2 separate regions of the Mus musculus genome follow, and region 1 is linked to region 2. Evidence: chromatin contacts called from ENCODE POLR2A ChIA-PET data. All regions are on one chromosome and are shown on one strand. Each heading gives the region's core, a stretch centred on a gene start or an enhancer-like site at or near the end of the contact. The rest is flanking DNA. Distances are from core to core; before and after follow the strand shown. Region 1 overlaps Pbxip1 (pre B cell leukemia transcription factor interacting protein 1). Region 2 overlaps Dcst2 (DC-STAMP domain containing 2).

What was found. ChIA-PET counts read pairs that join two places held with the same protein, here RNA polymerase II (POLR2A).
Region 1: POLR2A ChIA-PET joins it to region 2 with 10 read pairs in Patski. The contact joins two enhancer-like sites. POLR2A ChIA-PET finds 5 or more read pairs at or near these places in 4 of 5 experiments (Patski and embryonic stem cell).

What each region holds. Positions count from the first base shown.
Region 1 is chr3:89,447,350-89,451,499 of GRCm38, forward strand. Pbxip1 (pre B cell leukemia transcription factor interacting protein 1) reads left to right here. Exons shown (of 11, transcript NM_146131.2): 10 at 1-916; 11 at 1,324-3,603. The coding sequence ends at 1,417. Among named protein-coding and RNA genes, the nearest start is that of Pmvk, 9.7 kb to the right of the region's middle. Within about 2 kb of position 1,407, at least 1 of the 3 ENCODE cell types and tissues checked has a DNase peak (open chromatin) inside an H3K27ac peak, as active enhancers do.
Region 2 is chr3:89,374,923-89,379,663 of GRCm38, forward strand. Dcst2 (DC-STAMP domain containing 2) reads left to right here. Exons shown (of 15, transcript NM_001370853.1): 15 at 2,508-2,721. The coding sequence ends at 2,529. Zbtb7b (zinc finger and BTB domain containing 7B) reads right to left here. Exons shown (of 3, transcript NM_009565.5): 3 at 2,722-4,741. The coding sequence ends at 4,604. Among named protein-coding and RNA genes, the nearest start is that of Dcst2, 12 kb to the left of the region's middle. Within about 2 kb of position 2,994, at least 1 of the 3 ENCODE cell types and tissues checked has a DNase peak (open chromatin) inside an H3K27ac peak, as active enhancers do.

The sequences.
Region 1 (4,150 bases), core at 157-2,656, 71 kb after region 2:
AGGCCCTAAGGCAGGAGCTGCAGAGACAGTGGCAGCTGCTGGGGTCTGTGCACTGGGACCTGCAGAGGGGCTTGCGGGATGCTGGCCGGGGAGCCCCAGCTCACCCTGGCCTGGCTGAACTCGGTCACATGTTGGCCCAGACACTGCAGGACCTCGAGAATCAGGGTATCAACACTGGCAGGTCCCCCAATGACTCGGAGGCCTGGCACCAGAAGAAGCCTCACACCCAGAGTCCCAGGGAGTGGGGTGGGAAGGAGAAGTGGCGCGGTGGGCAGAGGGATCAGAAGGCTGAGCACTGGAAGCCGAGGAAGGAGGAGTCTGGCCAGGAGAGGCAAAGGAGCTGGAGGGATGAGGGCCGGGAGCACACTGGGCGCTGGAGGGAGGACAGACTGCGGGCGGACGAATCTGGGAGCAGAAAGGACAGCAAGCGACAGGACCCCAAGGTACACCCTAGGAAAGATGGGAACTCCCATTCTGTAGAAAGGCAGAAGCATTCTTGGGGGAAAGACAACAGCCCTGACGCCCTGTCCTCCTGGGAGGAGCTGCTGAGGCGCAAGTACCGACCCCCTCAGGGCTGTTCAGGTGTGGCCGACTGTGCCCGGCAGGAGGGCCTGGCCCTCTTTGGTGTGGAGCTGGCCCCTGTGCGGCAGCAGGAGCTGGCCTCTGTGCTGAGAGAATACTTGTCTCGGCTGCCCTGGGCCGGGCAGCTGACCAAACAGCTGCCCCTCTCACCTGCTTACTTTGGAGAAGATGGCATCTTCAGGCATGACCGGCTTCGCTTCAGAGATTTTGTGGATGCCTTGGAGGACAGCCTGGAGGAGGTGGCACTGAAACAGACAGGCGACGATGATGAAGTGGATGACTTTGAGGACTTTGTCTTCGGCCACTTCTTTGGGGACAAGGCCCTGAAGAAGAGGTGGGAATTGGGGATGGGCGTGGGAGAGAGTAGCCGAGGGATTTGAAGGCGTTGGGCCCTGAATGAAGAGGTCTGTAGCTTGAGTCTCTCTCTTCATTTCTGATCCCCTGGCCTTACAAAAAGAAGGCTTCTGGGTACACATCCTATCTTCCCATGAGGGGCTGCAGTGGTCCTGAGGGGTCCCCCTTTGAGCCAGGACCCCCTCCCCACCTTGCCTGTACATAGAGGGCCCCTTGTCTCCCCCAATGGATTCATCCTGGAGCCCAGGTTCCTCCCTTGCTTGGTGGCAGTCACCTGAGCTGGCCTCCACCAGAAGAACAGGGCTCCTTCTCCTTAGGGTCTTATCTCAGTATGTGGCATTGTTTCCTAAAGGCCATTTCCTGCTTCCTTCCCTGTCTCCCCCATAGGTCACGAAAGAAGGAGAAGCACTCCTGGAACCCCAGAGTTGTGGGGCCCAGGGAAGAGCACAGCCGCCATCCGCACCACTACCACCAAGGCTGAGCCCTGTCCTGCTGCAACAGCCGGCCTTGGCATGCACCCAGCTCAAGATGCCTGGAGTTATGTGACCCTAGCAGCTATGCTCCCACTGTCCAGCGGGCCCCTCCTGGCTCGTTGGTGCCCTTGAATGACCTTCACAGAAGAGAGCAACGCACTTGGCCCTGCACTGGTACCACTTTTGCTAAAAAAAAAAAAAAAAAAGAAGAAGAAGAAAAAAAAAAAGGCCATAGTTGGCGCTGCTGAACTGTCTAAGCAGACATATGCAAAGATAAAGGCCCTGGGTACTAAGTGACATGTAGGGGCCTGCTGGGAGCCTGCTGGGGAGGACTCTTATTCTGAAGTCAGAGAGCTGTCATTTTTTTGTGGCTATCCTGGGTCCACAGCAGAGCCTATCACCCTGTGCTAGAGCTGCTGGTTAGAGACTTAGCTCCAGACTTGCCTTGGGGTTTAGCTAGCTGTGGAGACAGCTATCCCTAAGCCTGAGGAGTCCTCACCATGCCTCTTGCGGCTTTCACCTCCCCACCTGAGCTGTCCCACCATGGCGGGGCTCTGTCACTTGAGGTGGTCCCTAAATGCAAGGAACACCTTGCAGTCACCACGCTGGTGTTTAGGCACAATCTAGGCACTGCACTCGGCCTTCCCATCCATTCCCCATGTGCGCCCACCTTCCCCAAGGAGCCTAGCCTTGAGTCCAGCCACCAATTGTCTCACAGTCCAGGTGGGGTGGCCTCAAGCCAGGTCATTCTCCGCAGTGTGGTGTGGTGTTCTTATCCTCAGAAAGAGAGCTGAAGGGAATGGAGTCAGTGAAGCAAGGAAGCAGACATTCTGTTTCTGCCACACAAGAATCGATCCCTTTTTTGGAGCGTGCTGTGGAGGACAGGGAACACGCTAACCTGGGTCTGCAGAGGTGAGGGAGCCACTAGGTGGCGCTCTGGCTTCACATTTCTCTAGACTTCTCCCTCCTGCCCCTGGTCACCACCCCACACCCCAGACACCCTACCCATTGACTAGCTCTCAAGAATTCCCAGAATCCCCCTGGTTATTCTTCAGGAACGCCCCGCCCCCTCAGTTCAAACCTCTACGCCATTGGTAGCACACTGGGCTTCTAGCTCTGGAACTCTCCCAGGGACTCTAGGGGGCAGTGACCACACAGGTCAGGTCAATTAAGGAGGGGATTAAGGACTGTAAGCTTACTGGGCAATGGTGATGCACGCCTTTAATCCCAGCCCTTGGGAGGCAGAGGCAGGCTGATTTCTGAGTTTGAGGCCAGCCTGATCTACAAAGTGAGTTCCAGGATAGCCAGGGAAACAAAACAGGACTGTAGGCTCTAGAAAGTGCTGGAATCGATTTTGAATTATTTAGCAATGCTTTTATGTCACTGTTAAAAGGCTTTTAAGTGCAGTGGCTTGTTTAATTTCCGTGCTAGACAAGACAGGTAGAAAGGGTGGCTCATTCCACAAATGTTTAAACAGTCTGCTGTGTGGTGCTGGAGGGATGGCTCAGCCGCTGAGGGCACAGGCTGCTCTTCCAGAAGCCCCAGGTTTGATTCCCAGCACCCACATGGTAGCTCACAAATGTCTGCAACTTCAGTCTCCAGGGATCTGATGTTCTCTTCTGGCCCTGTAGGCACCAGGCACACACACACACGGTACACAAACATACACGCAAAAACAAAAAAAGATCACCCATCACCACATTTCTTGAAAATAAAAGTCTATTGTGTATGAGAACCAGGTAGTGAGGCCCTAGGCCTGTAGACCCTTTAATATGCATGGAATCTGCAGCAGCAGGAGCTCTGGTTAGACTTAAGGCACATTACCTTACACAGGTCAGTGTTGTAGGCTGGGGGCTCCAGGAAGGAGCCGTCTGGTTTAGAAAGACAATTATATTCCCTGTCTCTCTGGACCAGTGTCCCTCAGAAGGAAGGCAGGTTTAACCCTGCTTTTGCTGCTCACTCAAGGGTCCTCAGAGATCGATCTGTTTATACAGATGTGGTGACCTTGGTGGCTGGGTGAAAGCTCAAGGCCGGAGGCAGGTAGGCTGGCATGTTGGGGTGCTGGGTCTGGAGATGGGGATTCACAGGCCTGCCTTGGTTTCCTAGATGGTGTTGGTACAGGGCTCTCTGGCCTCTGGTTTCCATGTCAAGAGCTCATGTTGGATAATAAATTTTGGAGTCTCAGAGTTCCTCTAGCCTGGTTCTTCTCTTCTCACACCCTCAGGGCTTTATCAGTGGAACTGCATCTGCAACTACCAAGCTAGGAAGGACAGGAGAGCCATTAACCCAAGGGGCATGCTGGGGAGGGCCAGGGAACCAGGTACATTGGGGCCCCATGGGGGAAGGGCCTCATACCCACCATGGCCTTGAGGTCCCTCTCTCTCTCACTCGCACAACCTATAGTGACACTGAAGAGTGACCACAGGCGCTCCTCTGACGGTGGGGCCAGTGCGTGGGATGGAGTGTGAGAAGGGCTGGAGGCAGTGCCCTGTGGTTGCTTGAGGGCTGGAGGACAGCACCGCAGGGCAAAGTGATTCTAGGAGCAGAGATGCTTGTTGCTGCGCTGGGCCCTGCTGGCTCTTTAGGGTCTGTGCTGGGACTCGTCTAGTTGAAGCTCGTGGTGTTTGCGGTGACTTTCCATCCTTTCTCTGGGGGCTGCTGCCCTCAGAGTGTCCCTGGGAGCTTTGTGAGGGTGTCGCTGGAGTGGAGGGTAGTCAGGCCTTACCTCTCTTCCTCTCAGA
Region 2 (4,741 bases), core at 1,744-4,243:
GTTGGGGGGGGGGAGGGGAGAGCCAGTTTAGTCTATACAGTGAGTTCCTGATCAGTAAGGTCTACATAGTGAGATCCTGGCTTAACAATCAGAGAAGTCTGAGGCTACTTAGTGAGTTCCATGCAAACCAGATCATTTTGGCAAGACCAGAAAAGATAAAAGGAAGGAAAGAGGCTAAAGAGGCAGCTGTGAGGTAAGAGCACTTGATAGCCAGACAGTGGTGGCACACGCCTTTAATCCCAGCATTTGATTTAGGGGTAAGAGGCAGGTGGATAGATATCCAGGCCAGCCTGGTCTACAGAGTTGAGTTCCAGGACAGCCAGATATACACAGAGAAACCCTGTCTCAAAAAAAACAAACAAAACAAAACCACTTGGGCTACTTTCAGGCTCAGTTCCCAGCGCCCACATTGCAGCTAACTAGTATCTCTAATTCCAGGGGATCCAACACCTTCCTCTGGACTTTGTGGCCACTGGACATGCATACAGAACTCACACATATAAACAAGCAAAGCATTCATAAAGATAATGAATATTCAAGGACAGAGATGGCATCATGGCTAATCTTGCTATTCTTCCGAAGAATCCGTCCTAGCGCTCATGTTAAGGGGTGAGGGACTCATGAGCTGCAGGCGGGATCTTGTGTGACTTCTGAACAAGCACCCACACGTGTGGCAGATACTGACATAGACATCCACATACAATTAAAAGCCTTAAAGTAAGGAGAAATGGGAAATTGAATCTATTACTGGGAGCTACTGGAATAGGCTAAGGAGGCGGAAAGAGGGGGACAGGGGCAGAACCTGAGGCAAGAGGCTCAAGAGAGCAGGAGAGCTTAGCCCATGAAAGGCAAACCATGAGCAAGCTGGGACCAACAATCCATCCAGAGCCGGGGGACCAGACAACTGGTATGTATGGCTTGTGGGAACATTTTTCATGGTTTCAGGATGGCTAAAACTAGATCACAAAGCACCTGACAAAGACTCAGAAATAGAGAATGTGGCTTCTAAAGAGGAAGATGATTTAGGATTCCTTTAATATAACATTTGCAATTAAAAAGAGGGCTTAATTACTTTATTTATTGAGGCAGGGTTTTACTATATAGCCTCTGGCTGGCCCAACATAGTTATATATACCAGGATGGCCTTGAATTCATAGAGATCTGCCTGCTTTTGGCTCCCTATTCTTTTTGTTTTGTTTTGTTTGTTTTTTGAGACAGGGTTTCTCTGTATAGCCCTGGCTGTCCTGGAACTCACTCTGTAGACCAGGCTGGCCTCGAACTCAGAAATCCTTCTGCCTCTGCCTCCCAAGTGCTGGGATTAAAGGTGTGTGCCACCACCGCACAGCCTCCCTATTCATACTATGTGGTCCATGCTGGCCTTGAACTTGTAACCCTTCTACCTCAGTCTCCATAGAATGAAAGTTATGATGTGCTACCATGCTTGGCTCTAAAAAAAGGAAGCCTGATGATAAAGAATTGGCTTCACATACAAGGTACACGGCACCAACAGGTGTTTCTGCATCCCAGTACATTTAGGAGATGGAAAAGAGCATTGAAGTCTATGAATGCAGTGTAGTAGCAGAGTGCTTGTGAGAGCACAAGCTCAACCTCCAGCCCTGGACTAAGGTACCAGAGGAAGAGCTGGGCCAGGCAATGGTGCATGAGGTAGCCAGAGGGGCTGCTCTGAGACTGAAGAGTGGAGACCCTTCTAAACAGACTGCAGACTGCTCCAGCCTCAATTTCTCTAGGGAGTAGGAGGCAAGGACACCTGCTGAGACCCGAGAGGTGTCTGGGAGTGACATAGTTTTCAGAGTGGGTGGTAGAGAATGAAATGTCTGCTGTGAGGAAGAGTGCAAAGAAACTGGCCCTGGGAGGCTGAGGGACTTCCAGGTAGAGTTAAGGGGCAGGTGATAGTGAAGCCTTTGTTCTTAGTCAGAGGAGGTTTTTTTTTTTTTTTTTGCCTTTGGTGACAGGGCCTCAATATTGTAGGCCAGGTTGGTTTGAAATGTATAGTGACTGTCCTCTCTCAGCTTTTGGAAGGCTGATCCCATTGTTTTCCTCTTGTAAATATGGTAGCCACGAGTTTGAGAGTTGAAGTCTTTTTCTGGGTCGGTAGGAGAGAAGAACGGATGAGTAATTTCGGGAACAGAGACAATCGCCTTTGAGCAGTCGGGGCAATTTGCTGATACCCTGGCTGGGTTGGAGAGAGGTATTCCAGTTGCCAGGTCCTCAGAGCACTAGGTGGTAGTGCACGCCTTTAATCCCAGCACTTGGGAGGCAGAGGCAGGCGGATCTGTGAGTTTGAGACCAGTCTGGTCTACAGGGACAGGGCTACACAGAGAAACCCCGTCTCAACAAAACAGAGACAGAGTTATAAAAACAAAGAAGAGAGGAAAGGAAGAACTGGGATGGATGCCAGAAGGGCGGCAGTTAGGGCCCGAGCTGGGACGGTGGCAGAGGTTACCCACCAGTGACTTTGAGTTTACTGGTCCTTCCTCTCCTCCCAGGAACCAGGACAGAAAGCAGTGACTTCAGAGGAAGCGTCCACAGCATCTCCCAGAAGCTCATCTGGCTTTGTGGGCCTCCCCTTTCTCCCAGAACCCCAGGCACCACTTCGGAAATCCCTGTCCCCAAACAAGACCCCTCCCCAGCCTCAGACCCTCCCGACCCCTCCCACTGCCGCCCCCCTCCCCCAATAAAGGAACCAAAAGTGGACACAAATATGAATCTTAAATTATTATTATTTCTTCCTGTCACTTACACCCGAGGCAGGGGCAGGGGTAGATGAAGGGAATGGGGGAGGGGAATGCGTTCCCCCACTAAGGCACTGAGTGGGGAAGCCACAAGGAGAGAGAGTGGAGGCCACTGTCTCCACTCTCTGGGACTAAGCCCCAGGTTTCTCCAGCCCTGGGCTCCCCTATCACCTGAAATGCTAAGATGAGGCCCAGGGTACCTGACCTCCCTCCTAATATATTACATCATCACTTTTTAAATAGATACAGGGACTGGTCCCGCCACCCCTCCCTGTGTGGCCCTTCCCCACTGTTGGGGGTACCTGGGCAGCTGTGCAAATGGGCATGGAGGTGCATGGGGAGAGGAGAGCACCGGGCCCCTGAACCTGCCCCTTTCCAGGAGGGGGAAGGGCCACTAGGCCAAAGGGGTAAATAGTGCAAGGCAGAGCCCAGGCCGCAATGGGGGTCCAGCACCCAGCGAGGAAGGGGTGGGGTGAAGACTCTTCCCCACCCCAGGAAAACTGATAGTTAAAAATGTGAAATTGGATTTCAACAAGACCATCAGAAGAGGCTATGTACAGAACGGGGGTGGACTCAGTCCTAAGAGTGCCAGGCAAGGTCTGAGGAAAGGTTCCCTTACCTCTGGGTCTGCTCCGCAGCTCACTTTTCCCAGGGGCAAGTGAGTTGCCTTGCCTAGCCACCATGTTGGCAAGGGGGCACCCGTTCACAGGCCTAGATGGCTGGGTGTGACCCTAGCTCATGAAAAGTGGTCGCTGGGGGGTGGGGTTGGGGGGTAGCGCTCGCCCTTACAGGGCATGGCCACCAGATGGCGCTAGCTTGTCCGCTCCCTACAAGGCTACCTCAACCCCTCACCCCATCCCACACCCAGCGCCCGCCAGCCCGGGGGCGGCGTGAGTCAGGGGCAGCAAGCAGCAGAGGCGGCTCCCGCTTGCACCTGGGCGGGGAGGTAGGGAGGAGAAGAGGGTAAGACGCCCGGCCCGCCCTGCCCTCTGGCCCCAGGGAGGGAGCGCCAGGAACAAGACATTCCCTGCCCCGGGACGCGGGAGGGAAGAGGTGGAGAGCTCCCTTAGCTGGGCGGAGACCTTCTGCTACCCCCAGGGGCGGGCGAGCCAATCAGGCCACCCTGCCCTCCTCTTCTCCAGGACCCCATGACTCAGCGTTGGAACTGGGTGGAGGGGGACTGGGATGGCTCCGTCCTTACAGGCCCAGTCCCCACCGCCGCCACCCCAGTCTTTCAAGCCTCTACCTTGTTTCCCCCCTCTTACCCTTCCTTTGCCACCCCCCTTTGCATAATTTACGGCCAGGAAAAAGGAACAGAAACCAGGAAGGAGGGGTCTCGGAAGGGAGGGGCAGTCCACCCCTTCACAGCCAAAACCCAGGGGGCATGGGAGTAGAGCAAGGATTTGGTCCTAAGCCCCAGCCTCCTAGAAACCCGCATAGCCGAAGTGGGACCCCACAAATCAGAGATAGATTATTGCTTCAATTCCCCAGTAGTGGCTGGGGACAGGGACCCACCTTTATTGTGTGTGTATATATATGTGTGTGTGTGCAGAGAGTGTGTGTAACACACACACGCGCGTGCACACACACACACATATATATATACACACACAGACAGACAAACAGACATATATTTCATGTTTAACTCCTTGGGTGATCACCCCAATCTAGAGAGCTTGTGCCCCAAAACCTCAGCTTGTAATTGGAATGAAGGCTCTGGGGGGAAGAGGCGTTCGATTCTGATACCAACAAGGTTCAGCACCCCCGACCCCGATACCACTTGTTTTATGTGCTCCCCGTTGCTTGGCGTGGTGTCCCAGGCTGTTCCAGCCTGCCCATTCATCCCTCTTTTAAGAGGACTCCATGGCACCTTCGGCCTGTGGTGTGGTGGGTGTCCCTTCCTCTTCCTCCTCCTCAGGGGGCCCTTGTGTAGTGACTGGGGGTCCCGTGGTGGCCGACTGCTCCCAGAATCGAGCCAGAGAGAGGTG